Linked DNA regions of Homo sapiens: region 2 is linked to region 1. The links are chromatin contacts, found by Hi-C or POLR2A ChIA-PET in ENCODE. All regions are on one chromosome and are shown on one strand. The core of a region is the stretch at or near the end of the contact, and the rest is flanking DNA. Distances in the headings are between cores, read along the strand shown. Region 1 holds the start of SECISBP2L (SECIS binding protein 2 like). Region 2 overlaps GALK2 (galactokinase 2).

Region 1 (4,676 bases), core at 1,500-3,999:
CTAGCTATTTTGATTAAATACAGAGAATACTCTATAAAAAGTGCTGAAAGAGGATACTCCTAAGATTTTCTTCTAGTTATAACATTCTTTCAAATAATCATTATTGCAATTAAGATTATCCATCTAGCACTGTATTCCCAGTAAGTTACTTTTTACAATCTTGATCAGCACACATACAATTTACCTTTTCTATAAAAAGATTTTATATATTAAAAAAAGGTAATTCACAAGAACAAGAACATGAATGCCTTCAGGCAAAAAAAAAGCGTTTTTTTTTTAAAGTTACACTTGTAAAGTACACAAGGATTTAATTAGGTTAAGATAAAATGCAGAAAGTCTATATTAAGTACTACTTTTTAAAAACCAAACTTCTATGAATTGCTAACTACCACAATACTATAATGAGTAAGTTTTAATGCTGTAGGCATCTAGAGAAATTCTGAGTATGTCAACACTGGTCTAAAGGGAAAAAAACATTCTGTGAGGAAAAATGGAAATTGACACATATTACATATACTTTTCAATGACGTCAATCTACCTAAATTCACTTCAATAGTAGAAATACAAAAGTATAATCCAAATATCCTGGAAAAGCCATTACATGACTCTATGGCATAAAGAATCAAGAATTCCACAAAATTGAGAAATCTCAGTTCCCAATCTACTATTAAGTTAATGGTTCTTAGCCGTCCTTTGAGAATACGATGAAAATAATGGATTCTTGCCCTAGAAAAAGGCATATAAAGAAGCATACTCCTTCTAGGTCATTCATGGACCCCTGAATTAACTGCCTATCGCATAAATGAGGTGAAGACATCACTTTTCTATATATATTTTCTGAGTGTATAGGGAAGTGGAGGATTTTCAAATTATTCTTTCATTTAGGGTTAGGCTGGGGAAGAGGCAAGAAGTACTGGAAGAAAAAAAAGTCAACAGAAAACCTTCTTCCATGTTTTTTTCCTAGTTCTTAAATTTCTACAAGGTTTTAATAGGTCGTGGACTTTGGAAAGATGTGGAAAGGGGAAAAGGCTCTCTAGTTTAAATAATTTGCTCACAGCACTTGCTGCTAGGATAATCACAAACAGCTATGCTAAAAATTACCATCTAAATAGTTAATTATATTTCCTCTAGGATGAAAGGAACTCTAAGTATACATAAGGTAGCATTACTGGTTTTAGTCCTGGCATCCTAGTGAAGGAACAAAATGTTGAACCCTTTCATTAGTAACACACATACAAGGAAATGATTCAAGGAAAATTCGTATTCATTTGTCAGGCTTTGAAATCTCAGGTATTTATGATAGATACCTTCAAAAATGTTTTTAAATTAAACTAGATACAGGCTGTATACAGAATACTTCTGGGTCACATAAATGCCTAAGTGTATTTGCCAAGAGACTCTGTATCAATTTCTCTTTGGTAATTCCATGTATTGTTTTATAAAACTCATTTGTGTCTTCAGAGTTACATTCACATAAAGCTTTTTTTTAAAAAAAAAAGTCTTCTGTAAAAACAAGTATACACAACTAGGAAGCTGTGCTTTGCCTGCTAAGAGTCCGATTTCAAAATACAAACCGGCTTCAACTACATATAGACACATACAGGAATTTGGGAAATCTTATCTCATTAATTCAGGTGCTAATTATCCAACTGTAAAATTAATAGGCAGAAATTACTAGCCTCTCTTCTTCCGTCATCTAGTCATCAATGGGCAAGGCCTTCGAAGAAGGGAATAGAGAGTGAATAAACTTGGACTTCAAATTAAGTCGTTTCGCAGAGATCTTAAGAGTGGAAAATACTGGGGGGGAAACTATTGTTTTCGATTACTTTTAACACTGTTATCATCCCTGCCTGCTACCACCTACTAGCATGCATAATCAGGAATTTGATGCAAATAAAAATAAAACAGAACACTAATAGGACTACTTTGCGAATATGAAAACGGGTTCGAAAATAAGCTTATGCTTTACACCCTTAAAATAGAGCTAGCTTTAAAAAAAAACCCACTAATTACAATTCTTTGCAAAATAACTGGATAAAAGGACAAGGGGAAATCGTAGTATCGTTTCTTAAAAGAAACACCTCCGTAAAACCACTGCAAAAACAATGCTTCGCTCCATTGAACACAGACCTAAAAGGCCCGTGACTTCCCTTCATCTGTAGTTACCACACATTCTCTTACAGTCTTTCTGGGTGAGAAGCCTTCAAACGCCTTTCCACCTTGAAAACACATTCCAGAGCTGAAGGGAATGGGGGAAGCGGGGAGACTACTAGAAGTTATAAGCCCTCCTCCCAGGAGAGCAGGGACAACTTGGAGCCTTCTGACCCCTTCACCAAGCAGGGGAGAAGCGGCAACGGCGAGCCCTCCGCCTGGGAAGTAATCAGGGTTGGAAAAGCCCCCAAGTCCCAGGCAGCAGCTGGAACAATGAAGGAGAGCTGGGAGCTGCCAGGCTCCCAGGTGAGGGGGTCTGCGGCCGCAGGACCGGCCCCCGGTCCCCACGTTCGGAGAACTGGGCCTGGCCTGTGAGGAAGCGGCGACCCCAACCCCCGGCTCGGCGGGCCCAGCCCAAACCCGCGTACCTGCTCCGTGGGGGCTCGGTCCATGGTGCCTGCAGCCGCAACGGGCCCGCGCTAGTCGGTGTAAACAGCGCCTCGGGCCGCTTTCTCCATGGCCCCCCGCTCGGGTCCAGACTGGGTTCCGGACCTCCGCCCCTATCTGGCTGGCCGCGACACCGATTCGGCTACGCCACTGGCCGAGGAGGCGGCTCCAGCTCCGGGAGATGGAGGAGGCGGTGGCAGCTTCGGGGAGGGATCATCTGGGACGGAAGCCGAGGAGGGCCCGAATGGGCTGGAGGCGTAGTTAGAAATGGAGGCGCACGGAAGGAAAAGGAGTGGGGAGGAGGCAGAGAGGGGCAGTGGGCGGAGTGACAGCAAATGGCCTCAGCAAGGGTAGGAGGAACCCGGCCTGGCCTGGAGGCTAAGGCCAGGTGGAGGCGCCCAGGAGCAGGTGCCCCGAACCACACGCCACCCCTGCGACTGTTAAACGAGAAGTGTCAGACCACTTGGGACCCAGGTCTCCCGGGACTTCAAAGACCTCTTCAGGATCTGAAACCACCTCTTAGTGATGTTGGAAAAGCTTTCATCTGCCCACCGTACATCTGCTCCTTCCTTATGTTACGCAAATAAAGGGAGTCATGACTATAAAGGAATGAGAATATTCTGAAAATAATGGAGTCTTGCCCTAGAAAAATGCATATGTAAAACGCATACACAGAATGACTGGAAGAGGCCCGCTAGGAAGCTCCCCACAAATATTTATTGAGAGTTAATTCATTATCCAGGTTCATGCCCACTTCTAGGCTCACATCCAGGCTGACCTCGCCCATCTCAGAAATCCTAATTTTATGCAGGATCTGTATAACACCACCCAACGGGTAATTATTTTATCTTCAGATCCTTAGCTCCTTAAGGGCAGAGACTGTCTTGAAACTGGGCACTACCGTTAGCATGGCAAATTTCTTCTGGGCATCTCCTCAGACACACCCTCCAACACCCACACCCTCTGTGAAGATTCAACCAACTGCGGATAGAAATATTTTGAGGAAAAAAGAAATATCAAGTACAACAATAAAATACAAGTAATACAGTTTAACAACTGCTTATACAGCATTTACATTGTATTAGGTATTATAAGTAATCTAGAGATGATTTAAAGTATATCGGAGGATATGCATGGATTGTATGCAAATACTACACCATTTTATATAAGGATCTTTAGCACTCATGGATTTTGGTATCAGCAGGGATCCTGGAGCCAATATCCCCCCTGGGATACTTAGGGACAACTGTATAAGCTAAATTACACTTAAGTGAAGGTAGAGTTGAGGTGGCTGCTGTTTGGGGCACTGGTGTGGAGATCCACAGCTAGGAATGGGAAAGAGATTTTAAGAAATTTGCTTTGTCATGCTTCAGGAGATATCAGTAAAGACTAATTGCCTTTTCAGTTAGTCTAGGTTATTAGTCTGGTTATTAGACTCCAATATGAGGCTTGTTATGTGAAGGCCCCTTGCTGTACTTATGTTGATACAGGTTGGGTATCTCTAATGGAAACTATGAAATTCCAAACCCTCTTGAATCCCAAATGTTCCAAAATTAGAAACTTTCTGAGCACAGACATGACATTTAAGGATAATGTTCGCTGGAACATTTCAGATTTTGGACTTCCAGTTTAGAGATGCTCAACCAGTAAGTATAATGCAAATCTTCCAAAATCCAAAATCTGAAACACTTATGGTTTCAAGTATGTCAAAATAAGGGACATTCAACCTGTATTATATATTGGCCTGCTGAAAGGAGCTATATTGTGTCAGCAAGACTTATATCAAGGCTGGCAATAGAAACATCTTGAAAGGAGAAACATTTATATTTACACATTTATATTTACATTTAAATATATTTATTTAATTTTAGTAAATTTTCTGCCACCTCAAATTTAATATCAATGCATGTGTATTTGAACTGCAAATTTATGTAACATTTGTAAATATATGTGCAATTAACGTAATGTTAGGTCCCTGGTGCCTATCACACACCTAGCTGGGATTCAGTGAATGCTGAATGAATTTAGGGTTGGTTGCTCAGAAAAACTAAGTTATTTATAAGGAGTAGTTATGTAAA
Region 2 (4,676 bases), core at 908-3,407, 190 kb after region 1:
CACCTCCCACCAGGTCCCACCTCCAACACTGGGGAATCACAACTTGGCATGAGATTTGGGCAGGGATGCAAATCCAAATTATATCACAGTTCTTTCTGGAACGTTGCTCATGTAGCTTCCTACATATGTGCAACTATCCTCCTCTTTTTCTCCTCATACCTGCCTACCCCCTCTGTTCATATTCCCCTCTCAAAATCTCTTTCTGTTTTTCTTTTCTTAGTGACTTTCAAGATGTCCTTTTAACTAGGAATAGAACCTGTCAGATATGCTAACATAACTGTATCTGCTTTCAAATTGTGTGACCTCTTGTTGATGGTGAGCAACATATTTTCAACTTCTGTGAGTGACAGTAGAGTAAAATTCTGATGAGCTGAAGTCAGACTACGCATTTTTGGAAAGCAGCTAAACCTCTTTGAGCCTCCAGGAAGACGTCCTCTCTCTATCAAATGCGGACTTTTAGAAATAATACTCTCTCAGCCACGTATGCCACCCAGTATTATTATCACGTGCCATTACTGTTTGGTAGTTATTTATGTTCATGTCATCTTGGCTAGATTGTGAACTTTTAAAAGGCAAGCCTTCTGCCTTTTACCTTTATATTCCCATGCATGCTTTGTATGCTTAAGTGGTTAGCCACTTAATATATTTTAAAAGAGATAATGTATCCATGTTATTGAGTTAAAATAATCCATGGAAGGCATCTATTACAATGATTGGCATATAGTAGATATTTAGTCAGTTATATTAGAGCACTCAGTCAATATGGGGAATTTTGCTTCATTTCCTCCTCTTTAATTGATTCTCCCATTTCACATACATTGTCCTTCGGCTGATTTTAGGAGCCTATTTATTTATCTGCCTATTTTTCATTTTGAAGTATTTTTTTTGACTTTCAAAGAAGACACAAGAATAGCATAAGGAAATCCCACATTCCATGGATGTATGCTTAGTATATTGTATCAAGGAGGCACAAAACATCCCTTTACTGGTGGTGTTAATTTTGATCATTTGATTAAGGTGGCATCTGTCAGATCTTTCTACCATAAAGATGCTATATTTCATGCTGTTAATAGAGAAAAACCCTAGGCTGGGTAATTATAAAGGAAAGAGGTTTAATTGACTCACAGTTCCATATGGCGGGGGAAGCCTCACAATCATGGCAGAAAGCAAATGAGGAGCAAAGTCACATCTTACATGGCAGCGGGCAAAGAGAGCATGTGCAGGGGAACTCCCCTTTGTAAAACCAGCGGATCCCATGAGACTTATTCACTATCATGACAAAAGCACAAGAAAGATCCACCCCCCATGATTCAGTTACCTACCATCAGGTCCCTCCCACAACGTGTGAGAATTATGGGAGCTACAATTCAAGATGAGATTTGAGTGGGGACACAGCCAAACCATATCAGATACTTTTTTTTTTTTTTGAGACGGAATCTTGCTCTGTCGCCCAGGCTGGGGTGCAGTGGCACGATCTCAGCTCACTGCAACCTCTACCTCCCGGGTTCAAGCGATTCTTCTGCCTCAGCCTCCTGAGTAGCTGGGACTACAGGCTCCCACCACCACACCCAGATAATTTTTGTGTTTTTAGTAGAGACAGGGTTTCACCATATTGGCCAGGCTTGTCTCGAACTCCTGAACTTGTGATCCGCCTGCCTTGGCCTCCCAAAGTGCTGAGATTAGAGGTGTGAGCTGCTGCGCCTGGCCCAGATACTATGTTTTTCCATTGTAGTTCATAAGTGTCTGGTGGGGAAATACTGTAAATATCTTGCTTCTCATCACATTTTTACTAAGTTTAGCCCAGTTTAGCCAGTTTATTAAGTTTAACAGTCCATTGATGATTGTTTCCTGAAACAAATTATCATACAGTTTACCATGTAGTGACTTTTCTATTCACATCATTCCTTCTATATCTATTAGTTAGCATTTTACCATAATAAAGAGTTTTTCTTTCCTCTTCATTTAGCTTTGTATTCATTTGTTAACTTACATTAGTATAGACTCATGGAATCTTATTTTGTTAAATTGATTATGCATCAAAATCATCATTTTGTTTATTTGTTTTTTTTTCTTAAATTGTGCAGATGGTAAAATTGGATGGGTGGCAGAGATGGCTTTGAGTACTCTTGTTTCAGTTTGGGGGTGTGCCAAACAGCAGGCCCAGAGGATAAGCATTCATGTGGTTTACACCAGTTTAACAAGGACCAACATGAAAGAGAAAATAGTTGTAGATTACTCTGAAATATATTGTTTCCTCTGTGTTTCAGGAAATAAAAAGGGTCAGTTGGAGGTAGTTTAGTCACTAAGGCCACTGCAACTTCCTCTCTTAACTCTTAGCAGCTGGAGATGTTTTGCTGTAGACACACAGTTTGAACATAAAAGGTAAAGGAGAGTCAGTATCGCTGTGTTGGCACAAGATGGCAGCAGTCATCCATTGATTTTGCAGCTCAAGGCCTACAGATTTTAAATTAATGGTGTCTTTTGTCTTCGCAGGGACTTCAGTACTAGTGCTAATAACATCCAGATTGATAAAACCAAGCCTTTGTGGCACAACTATTTCTTATGTGGACTTAAAGGAATTCAGGTAAATTGGTTTATAAGGCACTTACTACCAGTTGAGATTATCATGTGTATTCTGTCAGATTTATTTTATTTACTACATCTTTTTCATCTCCTTACAGTACTAACCGATGCTTCTGTTCTATTTTGCTAGTTTGTGTTTCAGAGAGTGGGGAAGATATGACTGTTTTGGGGTGGTGTTCACAGGGGGCAGTAGTGGTTTTTATACAGCTGGCTGTTCATAAATAGGTGCATCTGACAAACATCTGTCTGGTTTTAAAATCTTTGTTTAAACATACTTTTGAGGATATGTTTTAATACTATTATTTACATTTATACTTGGGATGTATAGGGGTATACTGTAATAGGATTTAGAGTCAGCCCAGGTTTGAATCTGGGCTCTTCTCAGCTGTGGTAATTTAACCTCTTAAGTCTCAGATTTATCCATAAAATGATGTCATTGCTATCCTGACAAAGAGTTGTTAAAAGAATTACATAAAGCTTGATGGTAGCCATTTAATAAATGGTAGCTAGTATTGTTATTGCTACTTCAGATGGGATTAAAAAAAGATATAATGAAATGTATTAGTATAAGTATTTTCCAAGAAACATTGAATAATTACTTTGAAAATCTCTAATGTTACATACAAGAACAAGAAAATAAAATGTTTTCACTCTCATAATTGAAAAAGTATCAAGGACCAAAAGAAAATTGATATTTGCTGTTTTTAGAGCCACTTTTATATTGCAATAATTATTTTAGATGTAGTGACTTGCATAGAATCATAGTAGGACAATAAGAAGTAAATTTTGCCTTTGTGAGCTAAAAGTAAACAAACAAACTGACCCATGTTTTAGAGAGCTTGTGTTCCTTACTGCCTGGCAGTCCTATCTGAAACTTTGTAATGAGCAGCTAGGACTTAGTGGCACATCCATTACAGAAATACATCAAATTTATTTCTAATGTGTAGTCCTATACTGTAACAGTGGTGGTTTTTGTTCTTAAAGTTAATGAATTCATTTCTTTCTTTCTTTTGTGTTTTCCTTTCTCTCAGACACATGGTAATAACTTACAGGAAAAGTTATTGGCAGGTTTTAAATCTTCAAATCATCTGGCTTATCATATGCATTAGTGGGAATTACAGTATTTGGAAGCATTTGCCTGGCAAATGCAATTTTAATCTTCCTTGTAACAACATGCCTTTTTGCAGCATATGGGTAAAGTGGCCTAAATAATGCATGTTGCTTTGTGTTATTTTTGAGCATTTCAGGTTTTAAAGCCTTCCTGTTTGGTTTGACAATTTATGTGCAAAAGCAAACTTATACAATGAACTTTTGGCAGAAAGGTAATTTAAATGCTAGCCTGTTCAGAAACTTTCAAATTCAAATACTAGAAAGTTTCAGAGAATAATTCACTTATATTACATTGAACATGTTATCCTTTTGGCATAGAGCTATTACAGAATGTGGCATATACCCATTTGCATTTTGAATTTGTTATACATTTTCATTTAAACATTGCATAATACGTTGTTTTTTGTTTTTGTTTTTTTGTTTTTGTTTTTGTTTTTGTTTTTTGAGACGGAGTCTTGCTCTGTCGCCCAGGCTGGAGTGTAGTGGCGTGATCTCGGCTCACTGCAACCTCTGCCCCCGGGGTTCAAGCGATTCTCCTGCCTCACCCTCCTTAGTAGCTGGGATTACAGGTGCCTGCCACCGCGCCTGGCTAATTTTTGTATTTTTAGTAGAGACGGGGTTTCACTATATTGGCCAGGCTGGTCTTGAACTCCTGACTTCGTGACCCACCCGCCTCGGCCTCCCAAAGTGCTGGGATTGCAGGTGTGAGCCACTGCGCCCGGCTGATAAGTTCTTAAGTGTGATTCCCACTCAAGACACCTGTGTTTGATCAGTTTATATTAAATATATTGTATTCTTCAATTTTTTTTTTTAAACAAGCTGTCTGATATTCTGTATGAAAGGGCATTGGCAACAGTAGAGTTTCAGTTTATAGTTTGTTTGTATATCTGGAAGGAAATTTTTAGATGACTTGAAATCAGGAAGAGAAGTACACCCAGCTAAATTTCTTCTTATTGTGGTGCGAGAATTTTGCTAGCTAGGAC

The links. A loop is a pair of places that touch in the nucleus more often than their neighbours do. ChIA-PET counts read pairs that join two places held with the same protein, here RNA polymerase II (POLR2A). Pooled maps may share reads with other maps.
Region 2: a loop to region 1 is called in a pooled map, with 4 times the contacts of the local background. The contact joins the enhancer-like site here to the promoter of SECISBP2L in region 1. A Hi-C loop is called at or near these places in 3 of 168 maps with a recorded cell type or tissue (Caco-2, IMR-90 and endothelial cell of umbilical vein), 5 of 37 single-sample maps with no recorded cell type and 6 of 50 pooled maps. POLR2A ChIA-PET finds 5 or more read pairs at or near these places in 1 of 52 experiments (WTC11).

The regions. Positions count from the first base shown.
Region 1 is chr15:49,043,697-49,048,372 of GRCh38, forward strand. SECISBP2L (SECIS binding protein 2 like) reads right to left here and starts at 2,750. Exons shown (of 18, transcript NM_001193489.2): 1 at 2,580-2,750. The coding sequence starts at 2,603. RefSeq lists enhancers at 2,207-2,346, 2,637-2,986, 3,087-3,216.
Region 2 is chr15:49,233,358-49,238,033 of GRCh38, forward strand. It overlaps GALK2 (galactokinase 2), which reads left to right. Exons shown (of 10, transcript NM_002044.4): 4 at 2,494-2,584. Among named protein-coding and RNA genes, the nearest start is that of GALK2, 65 kb to the left of the region's middle. Within about 2 kb of position 2,158, at least 6 of the 41 ENCODE cell types and tissues checked have a DNase peak (open chromatin) inside an H3K27ac peak, as active enhancers do.